2 separate regions of the Homo sapiens genome follow, and region 1 is linked to region 2. The links are chromatin loops, found by intact Hi-C in ENCODE. Cell type or tissue: endothelial cell of umbilical vein. All regions are shown on one strand. Each heading gives the region's core, and the rest is flanking DNA. Links, peaks and the distances in the headings are about the cores only. Region 1 overlaps CAMTA1 (calmodulin binding transcription activator 1). Region 2 overlaps CAMTA1 (calmodulin binding transcription activator 1).

The links. Peaks named below come from ENCODE experiments on the same cell type or tissue, not always from the same donor. Only the 100,000 strongest peaks of a DNase experiment are listed, where the experiment ranks them.
Region 1: a loop joins it to region 2, with 5 times the contacts of the local background. A loop is called at or near these places in 3 of 110 quality-filtered maps.

The regions. Positions count from the first base shown.
Region 1 is chr1:7,549,136-7,556,620 of GRCh38, reverse strand. The region is part of intron 6 of CAMTA1 (calmodulin binding transcription activator 1); the gene reads right to left. Among named protein-coding and RNA genes, the nearest start is that of CAMTA1-AS1, 110 kb to the right of the region's middle. In endothelial cell of umbilical vein, for the core only: no CTCF peak of the experiment used is centred there; a DNase peak (open chromatin) is centred at 4,020; H3K27ac peaks cover 554 bases.
Region 2 is chr1:7,466,945-7,474,429 of GRCh38, reverse strand. CAMTA1 (calmodulin binding transcription activator 1) reads right to left here. Exons shown (of 23, transcript NM_015215.4): 6 at 6,529-6,600. Among named protein-coding and RNA genes, the nearest start is that of CAMTA1-AS1, 29 kb to the right of the region's middle. RefSeq lists enhancers at 882-1,573, 3,296-3,840 and a silencer at 3,171-3,320. In endothelial cell of umbilical vein, for the core only: no CTCF peak of the experiment used is centred there; DNase peaks (open chromatin) are centred at 2,459 and 3,339; H3K27ac peaks cover 1,419 bases.

The DNA.
Region 1 (7,485 bases), core at 1,791-5,790, 82 kb before region 2:
AGATGGGGTTTGAGAGCAGGAATGGCCACAGTGGCCACCCTTAGAACAGTGGTGTTGAATTGGCGAGGTGATGTGCGTGTGCATGGCTGTAATGACCACATGAGGATCATTATTGCTAGCCACTGTGCAAGGAAGAGTTTGCAAGGGTGAGAGCATGCTCAGAAAACCTTGGCCAGGGTCCGGAAGAAGGCACAGTCGTCATGCCATTTTATTTTCTGTATTTCTGATGCTTTGACCTCTGGGGCCTTGCTGAACCTGGAGGGACTGCCCCCCTAGGGCTGGTCAATTCCTAGAGATAGCAAAGGACTGGCCTGGGAACCCACCTTTCAGACCAACCCACCCAGAGCCCATACCCCACAACCTCCTCTATCAGGGTTTCCCCCAAGGGCCACCATCTAGCTGCCCTAGTCACCCCAGGCCAGGGACAACTTAGGGGCAGCCTCTCCGCCCAGAGCCCGCAGGAATTACCCCAGGAATTTCTCCAAAGCCTGCTCACCCCGTCTTACTTGTTCCTTCCTGCAAAAACCACAATAGAGGCTCTGCCCACATTGCCCCCGGCTCCCTCTGCCTCTTGATGGACTCCCTGCTTCCCCAAGTGGTCCTGTGTGACGTGGCCTGCCCCCTCCTCATGGGATCTATGAGTAACAAACCATCTTAAACAGGCAGCCGCCTGCTGATCTGCTAGCCTCACCATGGCTGCATATTAATACAACCCGCATTTGGAAAAAAGGGCCCTAGCGGCTTAGATTGGAGCTGGTGTGAGATGCAGGACGTGGTTGGGTTTGGGGCATTTAGGAGAACAGGTGGACAGACCTAGTGGTGACCTGGGGGTGGAATGTGACAGAGGAGGTGAATGAATGACTCCTGGGCTTGAGCTTGGTTTGGGGGACCACGTGCTAGGTGCTTGCCTTGGTGCTGGGGGAGACAGGGACACCAGGCTGCAAATGTGACCAGAGCCACCCATGGGCCCTGGAGCTCCGTGGGAGCCAGGGGCTTTTCTCCTGCCTGTTCCAGGAGCAGGACCTCATTCGGCTCCTTGGGTGAGAGTTCCAAGCTTGTGATTCTTGGGATATCCAGGCCCTGGCTCTGTCTGCCCTGGGGAATGATGAGAGAGTGGCTTTGGGGAGGGCACAGCTCTGGGTCTCAGGAGAGAAAGAGGAGAAGGAGGAGCAGGGCTGTGGGGTGGCCACAGGTGGGTGGAGGGCAGCAGACCCACAGGACCCATGGAGGGAGCATGAATGGAGGGGCTGCTTGCTTTGGCTCTGAGAAATTCTGGTCCCAGCTGCCCTCCTGGGTCCTACCCACATGCACCCCCAAATAAGCTTGAGCACTTTAAAAATGGAAACAAATGCTCCCTTCCTTTTCGCGGAGCTTTCTGTCAATCGAAGCTGTCAGTTTCCTCTAGTTCTAAAAAAGGGCGAGCTCTGTGTGTCCCATAAATAGATTTCCAAAGCCACAGGCCAATCCGGCTCCCAGAACACACCCATCTCGCTGCAGGCTTTGAAGGGGCAGCTGGGGAGCAATCCCCTCTCCTGGAGGGCAAGCAGGCTGAAAGGCACTTGGGGATACCCTTGAGGTTCACAGTTTACTGGGAGGTGCCAGCATTCACACATCATTACCCACTGTTGACAGAGGCAGCTGATAACTCCCTGAGTCTTGTTCTCGCCTCCATTAGCAGATTGCTTGAAAAAAAAAGTCAGAAAAATTCAGTTCTCAGATTTGGGCCCCCACCATCTGGCTTGGGAAGTCTGCTGGGTTTTGTTTCTGCCCTACAGAAATCTGGCTTCTTTTTTTGGCATGGGGTTGGGGGGGATGAAGCAAGCCAAGATAAGGGGTTCCAGGAACTGGGACAACCTCAGAAGGTCATTGAAACTCAAGTCCTGGGGGAGGAGGAAGAACCCAGCTTGTGGTCAAAGGCAGACGCTAAGGAGAGGGTGGGAGGGACATCGTCAGTGTTTGTGTGAGGCTGAAAATGGCAGAAAGAGCCAACAGGTCAGAGATGATCAGGGTGGAGGCAGTGACAGGAGGGGGCAAGAGCAGGGATAGCAAATTACTTTTCTCTTATTCATGGGCTTCTACTGACAGCTGACAGCTGTAGGGCCAGGCTGGGCAGGATTCTGAGACTGCATTTGGAAAATGTGCTGTGATCCATTAGTAATGTCTGCCCTGGGCACGGGAGGGGAAGGTGGCAGCTGGTGATTTGTTATCGCAGCATGTAAGGCAAGTGGTTTAGAACTAAGACGAGGAAGAGCAACCTCACACCTAGAACAGCATTTGGCACATACTAGGTCTCTACAGATATCTGCCAAGCAACCAGCTGAAAGAGTGAAGGAGTGCAGGGTAGAGAAATGGAGGAAGATGACCACTTCTGGGGAATTCCTAAGCCCTGGGCCAGCAAGGGAGCTTGAAGGGAGGTACCTGGCAGGAAAACACCCTTCTTCTTCCATGTAATGAAACGAACCCGGGAATGACTCCTGCCTTCCTTTATGTGGAGGAAATTTTCAGCTACCACCACCCAGGCCATCTTCTACATTTATTTCCCTCTTCTCTCATGCTTCCAGACACTTCCCTGCAGTGTGCACTAGAACAGAGCCCACATCCAGGAATTTTAGAGTCCAGAACCCATCACTTTGTGGCCCACTGAAAGAACCTGAGTACAAATTGCTAGGACCTGAGTACAGACTCCCCAGAGACAGAGCAGGGGGGCAGTCATGTTGGTCTCATCTTAGCACAGGGTGACAATCACTTCTGATTTCACGCCCCTGCATCATGTGGCTGTTCAGGCCTGGACTCAGAGTCACTGTTGAGATAGCCCTGCAGAGCACGACCTCCCTTCTCTTTGAATCCAAGCTCTTGATTGCAGGTGAGAATTCTTGTTAGAGCTACAGGACCCAGGGTTCCTGACACTTTGCCTGGAGATGTCTGGGAAGCTGCCCTTTCCTTTCCTGAGGCTTAAACCAGGGAAGTTTCTCTCAGCACCTTTCAGCACCCCCATCTGGGCCTCCAGGAAATCTGTGCAGTCACCTCTGAGCCAGGTTCTGTGCACAGATGGGGGACACCAAAGAGGGTCAGGGACAGAACCCTGAGCTTCGCTTATCCCTCTTGCTTTCAATCTTTCAGTCCACTAGGCTGTGAGCTCCCTCCAGGGGAGCCCTGTGGGATGGGTCCTGCATCTCAGCCCCTACACGTGGCAGCACTCAATACACAGCTGATGGCTCTGGGAATGGATGACTACACTTTCTCTAAAGCACAGATTTCTGCACAGCTCTCCCTCACTGCCAGTGTGCCCTCTTCATCATAGCTGAGCCCTGAATTCACTCACTCATTCACTCATTCATTCACTCACTCAATTATTCACTCATTCATTCATTCCCTCATTCATTCATTCCCTCATTCATTCACTCACTTATTCACTCATTCATGCATTCACTCATTCATTCATTCACTCATTCATTCATGCATTCACTCATTCATTCATTCACTCATTCATTTACTCACTCACTCATTCGTTCATTCACTCAAGGTACTTCATGTGTGCCAGGCCCTGTTCTCACTACCAATCTTAGCACAGTCTTTAGCTTCTCTGAAAGCCAGTTAGACTGCGGCTGTTCCTATTGCAGCTCCCAGAGGTCCCTCTGTCCTCACCGGCTGTTGGGGGAAGGTTTGCCACAATGACATCCCCACTCAGCTACTGCTTAACATGGACAGGGCAGGAGAGAAACAGGGTAAGAGGCTCTCCGTGCGGCTCCGTGCTCCTTGGACTGTAACCTCCTGGTTCACTGTGACTCTGGAGGTCAACTCTGAGCACGCCATCCCGGGAGCTGTGGCAGGGGCCTCCACCAGCTCTTCCCCTAACCCAGCCTCCCTGCTTTGCTGCAGTGCACCATTGCGGAACTGGGCGGGCTGCTCCAGAGCCCTGAGTGTTTGGACAGGAAGCAGGAGAGCCAGTCCTCCCCTGCTTTCAGTTTAATGAGCAACCTCCTGGATATGCGTGGGCAGTGACCCGGGATGGACAGGGCTCACAGTGGCTGCGGCCTGAAGCCCAGGCGAGCCAGCTTCTGGACTTCCTCCTTCCTTCCCTCCTGTCGGCCAGTGCTCTGCTCCTGTCCCACCCCTGTGTGTCAGGCGCACACACAGGAGAGTCTGCTGAATGCTGTTTCACAAGCAGAGTCTGGCCGAGACAGGCACATCCACTGTTCCCAGTGAACACAACTGGGAATGGCTCCTGGGTGGATGGAGAAATGGGGCCATGGTTTGCCTGACCCTGTGCAGCAAGCTCTGCATCACACTTTACGGCACCTTGCAGGGGCTGAGTGAGGTCCGGGCTCAGAGGTCCTGTTCTGGGACTTGGCGGTCCAGAGATGCAGCCTCTTGTGGCAGAAGCATCGTTCCCTTGCCTCCAGAGCTAGGCTGGGTGGCACTGGGGGGGTGTGGTGGCCTTCAGAAGGCTACTTCATCAGTCCCTCTGGCCATCAGCCTTGCTCTGTCAAAGGAGGAGGCTGGTGCCCCTTGGGGTCAGACTGGGGTTTGAATCCAAGTTCTACCGTCTCCCACTGTGTGACCTATGGCAAGTCACTGGTCCTCTCTGAGCTTCTCTTTCCTCACCTACAGGCCCACTTCTAGGATTCTGGTGAGGATTAAATGAGAGGATTTTAAAAAGTGCATATCCTGGAACCTGGCTGAGGTCTACACTGGAGTCCCAGTCCTACTTAACTCTCCCTCCCTGGGGGTTTTTCTGTGCTTGGTTCTGTGCTGAGGCCATCAGGAATGGAGAGAAGCCTAAGAGGTGTCCTTCTACCCCTGGGAACCAGCCAGCTGGTAAGACCAGAGAGAACCTCTTAGGGAGCAGTCCCAGCAGCAGAGACCCAGTGCCAGGGACAGGCTCCAAGGGCCACAGATACTGGACACCAGGGACAGGCTCTGAGGGCCACGGGGACCCAGGCCTGATCAGGCCCTATTCAGGCAAAGCCACAGGGGAGTCGGGTTGCATTAAATTCTCTGGAGTGTCAGGAAGCTTCAGCAGCCACAGTGTCCCCAGTAGGGGAGGGGGCTGCTGGGAGCCTGCGGTGAGGACGTGACCCGATGGACACAGGAAGTTGCCTGGAAGACACACGGTTCTCTGGAGCTCAAGGCCACTTCAGGCATGCTCTGTTACGAATGGAGAGAAGGAACAAGCGTCTGGGAACTAGCTGGGTGCCTTCCTCCTCTGTGCCCTGCGTTTTCTTCCTCATAAACACCTGTGTGTGTGCACACACATGCACATACACACTCATGCACAGATACATACATGTGCACACACACACATGCACATACACTCAGTGCACCTGCGCACACATGTCCTTTGGCCCTGCAGCTCTTGTCCGACCTCCGGAGCCCAGCTGGGCACAGGATGTGATAAGCACCCTCCTCCCTTCCTTGCTTCTCCCCTCTGGGCAGGGAAGCCCCAGGGTGGCTAGGGTGGAGACTGGGGTGGAGACCAGGAGGGACTAGTGAGTAACCTCGTGGTGCTTCCCTCCCTGTGAGGGTGAAGGTCACACTGGCTCTCCCAGGCCAATCCTGCGCCTTCCCAGACCTTTCAATGAGGTTGTCTCTGCATCTGTTCCAGTCAGTAATTAGACAAAAATCCATTAAAATGAAGCGGGGGTACTTTGCCTTCCTGTGAAGGAGGCCAAGGGAGATTCCTCGTGGGGAGGGGGCAGAGAGAGCTGGGGTGTCTATGGGCTGCTGCTGGGCCTGGGAGAGAGAGGCCCAGGTGAGAGAGGGTCAGCTGGGTGGGTGTGGTCAGGTGAGGGGGCCGGGTGGTAGGGGCCAGGTAGGAGAGGACCATGTGAAAGACGGTCAGGTAGGAGAGGGCCGGGTGGGAGGGGCAGGTGTCAGGGTTCAGTGGGGAGGAGTCAGGGGGAGGGGCCAGGTAGGAGAGGACTGTGTGAGACAGAGTCAGGTAGGGGAGGGCCAGCTGCGAGGAGGCCAGGTAGGTGTGGTTAGGTGAGGGGCCAGGTGGGAGGGGGCCAGGTAGGAAAAGATCACGTTAAAGAGGGTCAGGTAGGAGAGGGCCAGGTAGGAGGGGCCCAGGTGGGAGGGATTATGGGGAGGGGACAGAGGGCGAGGCCCCTACCATATGGGAGGGGCCCAGGTGGCCAGGGCCAGGGAGGGGAGGTCCAGGTGGGAGAAAGCCGGGTGGGAGTGGCTGGGTGGCACAGGCAGTGGGAGGCCCTGGGCTTCCCCATTCAGGACTCTGGATCAGGGCCACACTCTTGAGGCAAAAAGGAATGGTGAGTGGCCCAGGTTAAACTTGCTCACTGGACTCCGGAACCATCATCTTGTTCTTCCCCTCCCAGACCAGGGTCTCCAAAGAAAGATCTGCATTTAACACTCCATTAACCCTCTGTATCAGCTTCTCTTCCTACCACTCTGGGAGCTGTGGATTCACAGATTTTTAAATCCAAAGTTACTAGGTCAGCTCAGCTGTCTTCTGCCTCTGGGCACCCTTAGCCTCACTCCAGCCCCTCCCAGAAACTCACCCTCTCCTCCACTCCCTGCACCCTCTCCTCCACTCCCCTGCAATGACTCCTTGGGATTCTCCTCCTTTGCACACCCTCCTCCTCCTTCCTTCCCTCTTTCAGATTCCTTTGAGACTCCTCCTCCGAGCACCAGAGCCCCTAACCTCTGTCTCTTATGTTCCTCTCTCTATAGATGCTGTGGTCTCTGAGATGGGGCCAGCCTCTTCTCTGAGCCCCCAGGGCCAAGCCTGGGCGCTTGGCACACAGGAGGCTCTCCTAAGTTCTTGAAGAATGAAACCCTCCCGCCCTCACCCTCCCATTCTTACTCTGAGCTCTTTCTTCTTCCTACAACACATATCACTTTCTGACATGCTTGAGTTACTCATTTTTTTCTTTTCTGTTTGTCTCTCCCGGCCCACAGGTGTCTTTGTTTTAATCACTCATGAACCTCACATATCACTTGAGGACATTGTCTGATTGATAGTGGGTCCTTAAAAATATTTGTGAGATGAAAAGATTTAAACTAAAGCTGGGCCAGTCCACAACTGCATTTTATCTAAAGCACTTTTTCCACAAGTAGACTTTCTGAATGCCCCAGGGCATTGGAGAGGAAATGAGTCATCCCATTTCTGACGCCTTTGCTGACAGCCAAGCACAGGTTCTGTGGGCACCAATCGGGGGAATAAGGATGAGGGAGGTGGCCAAGGGGTTCTGTGGTGGCAGGAGAAGGTCAAATACGGTCAGCTTCCTGCTGCCAACAAGGTCAACCCGGAAGAAAATGAGAAGGGACCTGGTGAGTCCCGAGTAGAAGTCAAAACACCCTCCACGGGCATCTCCACCCCTAAGAGGGACCCTCCATGGGCACCTCCACCCCTAAGAGGGACCCTGCATGGGTGCCTCCACCCCTAAGGGGGCACCCTCCACGGGCACCTCCACCCATAAGGGGTGCCCTCCACCAGCACCTCCGCCCCTAAGGGACACCTCC
Region 2 (7,485 bases), core at 1,541-5,540:
TTCCACTCCTCCAACAGCCTCTGTATTCCATGCTGCTGTTGGCTCCATTTTATGGATGAGCAAACTGAGACTCAGAGAAAATAGACAGACTGCCCAGATTCACACAGCCAATAGCTGCTTCTTTGCTGTTGGCTCCATTTTATGGATGAGCTAACTGAGACTCAGAGACATTAGACAAACTGCCCAGAGTCACACAGCTAATAGCTGCTTCTTTGCTGTTGGCTCCATTTTATGGATGAGCTAACTGAGACTCGGAGAAATTAGACAAACTGCCCAGTGTCACACAGCTAATAGGTGCTTCTTTGGGTGATCCTAACCCCACTATTTGACGGGTCTAAACCCCACCCCACACAGAGGGCTGATGGTGCCCATCCACTCACCCAGTGTCCAGGGGGGTGGCCCCGGAAGGGCAGCCTCCTGTGTGGTTGCAGCAGGCAGGGGCTGGGGTTCAGGGACCCTGCAGGATGCCTAGACCTGACACAGCAGCACGCTTTGGTGCTCCCAGAAGAGACACATCCTGAGGACCCTTCCTGGGGAGCCAGAGGCAGTCGGCTCAGAGAGGCCATCGCGTTCCACAGCCAGGTTCCGGCGTCAGTGGAGAAAAACTACACTAATGCCCCAGTGTGGAGCTGGGCTCATCTCAGACCCACCATGAGGTGCCACGGTCCCTGGAGCTGGGCCAGGAGGGCTCACGGCCTACTCTCTTCTCTGTTGGCTGGGGGTGCCTGGGACTCAGTTGCCCTCAGGGACCTGCAGGGCCTGTCCCTCTGAAAAGATTCTTCAGCAGTGAGGGGGCCCCACGGCCCCTCTTGAGGGCTGCAGCATGAAGGGAGGACTCCCTGGGGGCATGCCTGGGCTGAGGCCTATAGGGCCTGTGTCTGGGGCAGAGGCTGAAAAGGCTGTTGGCTGCAAGGTCTCCTGAACAAGGAGCAGAAGTGGCTTCTCTAGGGCCTGAGTATGGAACTCCAGAGGCTGTAGCAGCCTGGAGAGGCCACTTGTCCTCCTCCTCCTCCTTGGGGGAGCCCCGAGCCTGGGCTCTAGGACTGCCGGTCCCTCTGCCATGGAGCTGCCCCAGCCCCAGCTGTTCCTCCTATGGGCCAAAAGGCCAAGTATGCCAATGGGACCTGCTCTGGCTGGAGAGATCCATGTTCTGGCTAACTCTGCAGGGCTCCCATGGAGGGCAGATGGCCTGGGGCAGGAGTGGAACCGGGGCATCTCCCCTAGGGCCTCTCCCTGCAGCCTTGCCCTTCTCCCCTCTCTGGGAACTACCCTAGGAAACCCTGCTCTCAGCCCCAGGGTGGACAAGCAGCTGACCACTCTGGGGATGGAAGGCCCACTGATTTGGGGATCTGGAGCTTCATCTCTCCCCTGTGAACCTGGTTTCAGAGCCCCAGGCCTTGTGGGGAAGCCTGGATCCTGCCCAGAGGCAGCCCCATGGAGAAGGCATCTTCTTCCTCTCCTGGGGGGTGGTGAGTCCCAGGTAAAGGCAACTTCGCTCCTGGACATGGGGGCCCTTTGGGGCCAGGACCGCCTGGAGTGAACCCCATGGTGAACTGGCATTGTCCCCGCCCCGAGTCCCCACTCAGCAGCACCAGCCACAGAGGCTGCTGTGGCTGGGCTCTGTTCTGGCCACAATGCCTGTGGTGCTTAGTCTCACGGTGCCTGCTCTAGGGGGTGATGGCACCCCTGTGCCCTGCACCCACTACTTCTAGGGGGACCCAGGGCTGGCAAAGGCTCATGTGGGGGCAGCAAGCAGACAGCATCCAGGCTGAGGGCCCAGCAGCTGTCCCACTTTCTGGCCACTTCCGTGATCTGCTACAAGGTGCCCAATCTCTCTGATTCTCAAATGCCTCATCTATAAACAGGGGTGATGGTGGTGCCCCCAGGGGAGGCAGCGGAGGGCAGCGATGGTTGCCCCCTATTGACTGAGCAACTGTGGAGCTTCTCGGAGGCTGTTTTCTCCCAGGTGAAGTGTGGTGCGTGGTGGAGGCTCACTGCCCAGCCAGGAGTCAGCACCAGAGGTGTCCAGTGGCATGGTCACCGCTCCTGGTGCTCAGGTAGGTCCAGGCAGAGCTGGAATCCAGCTCCTCAGACTCTGAATCCAGAGTCCCCCAAGGAGCTCAACTCCTAGAACTCAGGCTCAAAGATCTGCCTGTTCCAGTGATGTGGGAGCCCCGACCTGCACTGCCACCCTGTCCTGTGGTCTCCTAAGGCCCCAGGGTCCTCGTCTCCCCGCAGCCGTGCTCTTGCCCCCACAGGCTTGGTCTGTGCTGCCAGCGTGGGCCAGGAAGGACCCCCCGCTGCCTCCACCCAAGCAAGCCGGGCTTGGCAGCCAAACAGCTCCGGCCTGGCAATGGCAGCCATGCGGGGACACACCCCCGCTTCACTCGAGCACGGAAAGCAGTCATTAAGCATTTTAGAGGACAAGGGCACAAAGGAAAACACTCATTAGAAGCAGAAATAGTTTCCAAATGAGCCATACAGAATCTGCAGGGAAGTCTGGCCTGGAATGGGGGCCTGGTCCCCTGCGGGGGCAGGCGGAGAATGCAGAGAAGGACGGAAGGTGGAGGACCAGGAGAAAGGGGCACATGAGGAGGTCAGGGGGCCCTGAACCTCTGCTGCCTACCCCTCGAAACCATCAGAAAATCCCAAACAGGAGGGACCGCTCTGTCCAGCTCACCCCTTCATGCCTCCTCTACCTCACGAGGCTCAGGGTCCTGCGGCTGCAGTGACACCCACATCAGGCGGTAGGGGCAGAGGCCAAGGCATCGGGAGAACGGAGCACTGCCTGCTCCTCCCCTGACCCACTGGGTGACCTGGGCCTGGCCCTGCTCTCGCTGGGTCTCAGAAATCCTTCTAGAAAATGCACTGGGTAGGCTCAGGGGAGCCTGAAGGCCCTGTCAGCTGTGACACAGAGCCCCCAGCAATGCTGAGGATGGGTGCCACCAGCAGAGGGGAAGAGGTGGCCTCTTCCAGGTCATGGCTCTGGCCCTGCCCAGCTGGAGTGGGCTGAGCTCAGGTCATCTGGTCCCTCCCCAGCTGTCCTGGTGACCTCACATGGTGGTTACTGGTCATGCCAATGGCTTTATGAGCCTATGGGCCACATGGGCTCTAGTGCCCTGCCTGTGAGAGGCTCCCTGCCCGTCTCCTCGCTCATAGCCTAATAGAATATTTGTCAGCAATGGAGAGATGGGGAGGGAGAACATGACAGAGAGAGACGCAGAGAGAGACAGAGAGCCTGAAAGACAGACAGACAGACACAGACAGAGAGGTAGCACCCTCCCCTGAAAGCCCGATGACTCAGAAGCTTACGTGCCACGTCAACTCAGGCCCTTCTCTGTAAATCTTGGCACCAATCCTGAGCTCCAGGCCCCGAGTCTGCGAGGCCTGCTCATTCCCGCCCCGGGGTGGATACGTCACCACAGCAGAACATGGCTCTCCCAAATGCTGGCTCCTGCCCTGTGGTGGCTGTGGCTCTGGGCTGGGCACTCAGGGGAGACAGGAATTCATGTCTCTCCCTTGGGAGCTGACTAGTTGGAGAGGAAAATCGAGGCCAACATAGGCAGACGTGCCCACTAAGTGCTAAGTGGCCTTGGGTGACATCAGCTGGAGCATCTCAGAGGGCAGGAGCGAGTTCACAGTGGGCCGGCAGGAGGCGGCCACTGAACTGAGGCTACAAAGGTGGGGCAGTGGGTGCTATTCCTTGGAGAAAGTCTCCTTTTTCCAGAAGCACTTCTTCCTTTCCTTCCTCCCTCTTTCCTCCAATGCCCTTACCTTTCTAGAAGGCTCACCCCCTGCAGGGGGCTGAGAGAGCATGGCCAGCCCATCACTCCCTTTCCTAGTGCCTCCTGCATTCAGAGGACCAGGCTGGCTCGGGGCTGGCATCTGAGCAGCCTCCTTCCTCAGCTCCCAACATGGGCACTGCCCTGACACCTTGGACCCCACCTAATCCTTTTTCTTGGTAATTGGTGTCAGAGACACACTTGAGCCAATTTCCATCTGAGCCAGTAACTCATGGCTTCTTTCCTATTTAACATCAGAGAAATTAAACCTGGCCACAGCATCATTATCCTGGTGTTGTAATTAGCACCAGAACAAATTGCCCTGAGCGGCACCGGCTGCCACATAGGCTCTGGGCTCCGAGCAGGGCGTGCATTGTGCTAATTGCTTTGGCCTTAGCTCCTTAACCTGCTGTTGCCCCGCACAGACCTGGGGGAGCAGGAACCCCCTACACCTGTGTGCGCTCCCTCTTTGTGATCTGATCACAGAAACAAGTCTGATGCTGGAGGACACAGAGGAGAGGGATGGGGAGGGATGGCTCCCCCAGGCTTGGGCAGAGAAGATGAAGAGGCCCCAGCTCGGCCATGAAGAAGCCTGGTCCTGCCATCCTGGCCTTCGGGGAGACTCCAACTTCCCCGCCAGCTGGGAGGTAACGAACCAGACACACATGAATCAGTCCAGGTATGCCTCCAGCATACGGAGGCTGGAAAACAGGAGCGCCAGTGAGGGAGGGCTGGGGCAGAGAGCAGGACCCCTCTCCTCGCTTGGCCCGAGTTGAGGAACAGGAGCAGCTGAATCTAGGAGGGACCCGGAATGAGCAGAATGCAGCTTGGGAAGTCATCAGCTCAGACCTCGTGGCTGCCCAATGGTGTCTGATTCCAGGAAAGTAAATTTAGTGGAATTAAAAAGCCACAAGGGCATGATGGAATGAGGGGAGGCAGGCGGAGGCGTGGGTGCAGGAGAAAAGGCCTGGAGGAGCAGACCAGCCTGGAGGAGCGGGTGGCTGGGCTGCTGGCAGGATGCCAGCTTCCAGGTGCTGCCCCGACAGGAGGGCAATGGCCAAAGAGGTGTTCTGACCAGGGGGCATGAAACCGAAAAGGAAAAGGGCAGAAACCAGACCCATGGGGCTGGAGGCCCAGGAAGGAGTGTACAGGGCTGCAGGCTGCTTTGGATAAATGGTGTTTCTTGGGAAGCCAGAGTTTGTCCCTGGGGACTCAAGGACATGCTCTGACTCTGACTCAGCCGCCAGAACTCTGGCCTCGGGTGGAACCCCACCCTTCATCGGGTAGAGGAGAAAACCCTCTGCCAAGGGGTGGAACACCTTGGGACCAATTCCTAGTAACAAGACCCCAAAAGCCTCATCCCATGACCATGTGACAACTCCCCTCCTCAAGCACACAGGTCTGAGCAATTAGAAAAGCAGGTGCTAGCACGTCAGCCTCCAGGGGAGGCAGAGCCAGGGAAACTGATGACAGGGTGAGGTATTGGGAAGCAGCCTCTGCAAATCAGCACGTCCCCGGATGGTCTCGGGCATCATTTGAACTTGCTGAACAACAGACGGCTATTTCTGGGAACTGAGGGAGAATGGAAAGGGTTTGGAGGCTGGGGCTGGGCAGAGCCGATGGATAGAGGGCCCTGTCTAGGCTGAGCCCGGCCTCCACATCGACATGGCTCCGGCCCTGTGGGCACCTTCCAGACCAGCTCTCCTGTGGCCATCAGCCTCTCTGCACTCCGTGGCATGTGTGACTCTTTTCTCCCTGAGCTTGTGTCATAGCACTGGGGGACTTGCTTCCCCAGCTGCCAGGCCCCTCCAACTACACCCCCGCCAGGTCAGAGAGATCCCTAAACCATCAAGGTCCAGGGGTTTGCTGCCTTGAACAACAGAAAGTAGAACCATGGTGGGAAAGGCCTCAGGCAGCAACTCCTGGGTAGAGGCAACAGTAAGAACTTGGGGTGACAGAGGCAGGCCATGGGGAATGGGTTCTACCAAGAACAGCTGCAAATCAGAGGATGCATTTTGAAAAGGACCTATGTCTAGTCCGACTGCATGGATCCCTCAGACCTTCCCGCCCACACGGCAGGCAAGACAGCTGGCAGACGATCCCCAGAGGGCAAGAGGCCAGGTGGGCCTCCCGTACCTACCCACCCCTGGTTCAGCAACGCTGTGCACAAACACCATGGACAGAGATCTGGGCACCAGGCCACTCTCCCACAGGAATGGCTAGCATGCCCAGCCACAACCTGTTCCATCCCTGCCACAGCAGACATCACAAATCGATTACGGAGCTCCTTCCTCCTTTCCCCACAGCTATCCCAATCAATCCAGCTGTGCCTGGCAACCTCCGGGAGCCTGTTTTCCACATGTGCCTTGTAACTAACCCATGAGAGAAAATGAATGTACAGCTTTCAGCCAACAGGCATTTCAGGGCAGGATACTCGGCCTTCTTTCTTGTCCTCATCAAAAGAAAACTGAGGCGCCTTGGAAGCTGGAAGCACCTAGGTTTATTTCCCATCAGTGGGTGACAGCTACCCCTGCCACCAGGCCTTCTCCCCTTCCTGACACATGACAACACCAGCCCAGCCACTGAGCTGGCCTCAGTGCCGCAACAGCCGAAGTCTCCCTAGGCAAGCTCACCAGGGCTCTCAGCCCGAAGCCGTGTCGCATGCGGAGCCCCGCGCCCTCAGTGCCCTCCACAGACCCTTCCCGAGCACCAGAGACAGAAGAAGAATCCAGTCCCAGCCACCTACCTGAAGGAGCCAGTAGCACCTCCGGTGGAAGGTGGGGATGATGGAGGAATGGACATAGCAGCCGTACAAGCACTAGGGAGAGAGGAAAAACGAGAATTCAGTTGGAAAGAGGGAAGGAAGGAAGGAAGGAAGACGGCGCAACAGAGAAGGAGCAAGAAGGGGCCACAGCCGCCTGGCAGCGGCCCAGGGAGACCGAGGGCACCTCTGCGTCTGGCTCCAGCTCCAAGACTAAGGCTCTGGGACAGCACCTACGAAGCCCCGTGGGGACACACCAGCCGGCAGACTCGATGGGCAGCTGGGGCCTTACCCTCCGGGAGCCATAGAGGCGTCGAGAACCCAGGACAGCCAAGGACCAGGGAAATGTACCTACGTATGCATTTTCCTATAATTTTAGGGGCTTGGAGTTACTCTGTAGTTCATTCCTAGAGCCTAGGTTAAGACCCTTTGGGGTACAGGGAATGGCTGATGGTTACAGAATTCATTAAACACATGAAACATACATGCTACAGACCTTTCCTGGCCAGGGGGCCCTGGCCGGTACGAGCCCAACCAGGGGGGACAGGGTGGGGCGGCACTTCCCAGGATGGGCTTCTAGAGCTTGTGGGGCCTCTTGTGCATCCCTGCTTGTTGACTTTGCCTACTGTTTATTCATATATTTGTTAAGTAATCCTGCATCTTTTGCAGATGGATTTGGTTTTGGAAAACAGCCAGAGCCAGGTTGGAGAAGGTGGGTGGAAAGTCAAGGTCAGGAAGGGTGGACTGTGGGTCGGGATGGCTCTCAGGGGCCCATCACCTAGACCCAGGTGAGCAGAGTTGACCAGTGGGTGGGGTCATTGGGGCTGGCATGTTGGTGAGGAAGGCCGCCCTGCTCTGATTCTCTGGTGCTGCCTGCGTGTGTAGAGCTGGGCACCGTGGGCCAGGCTTGCTGGTGAGATGGAGAAAGGGGCCTAAGGAGAA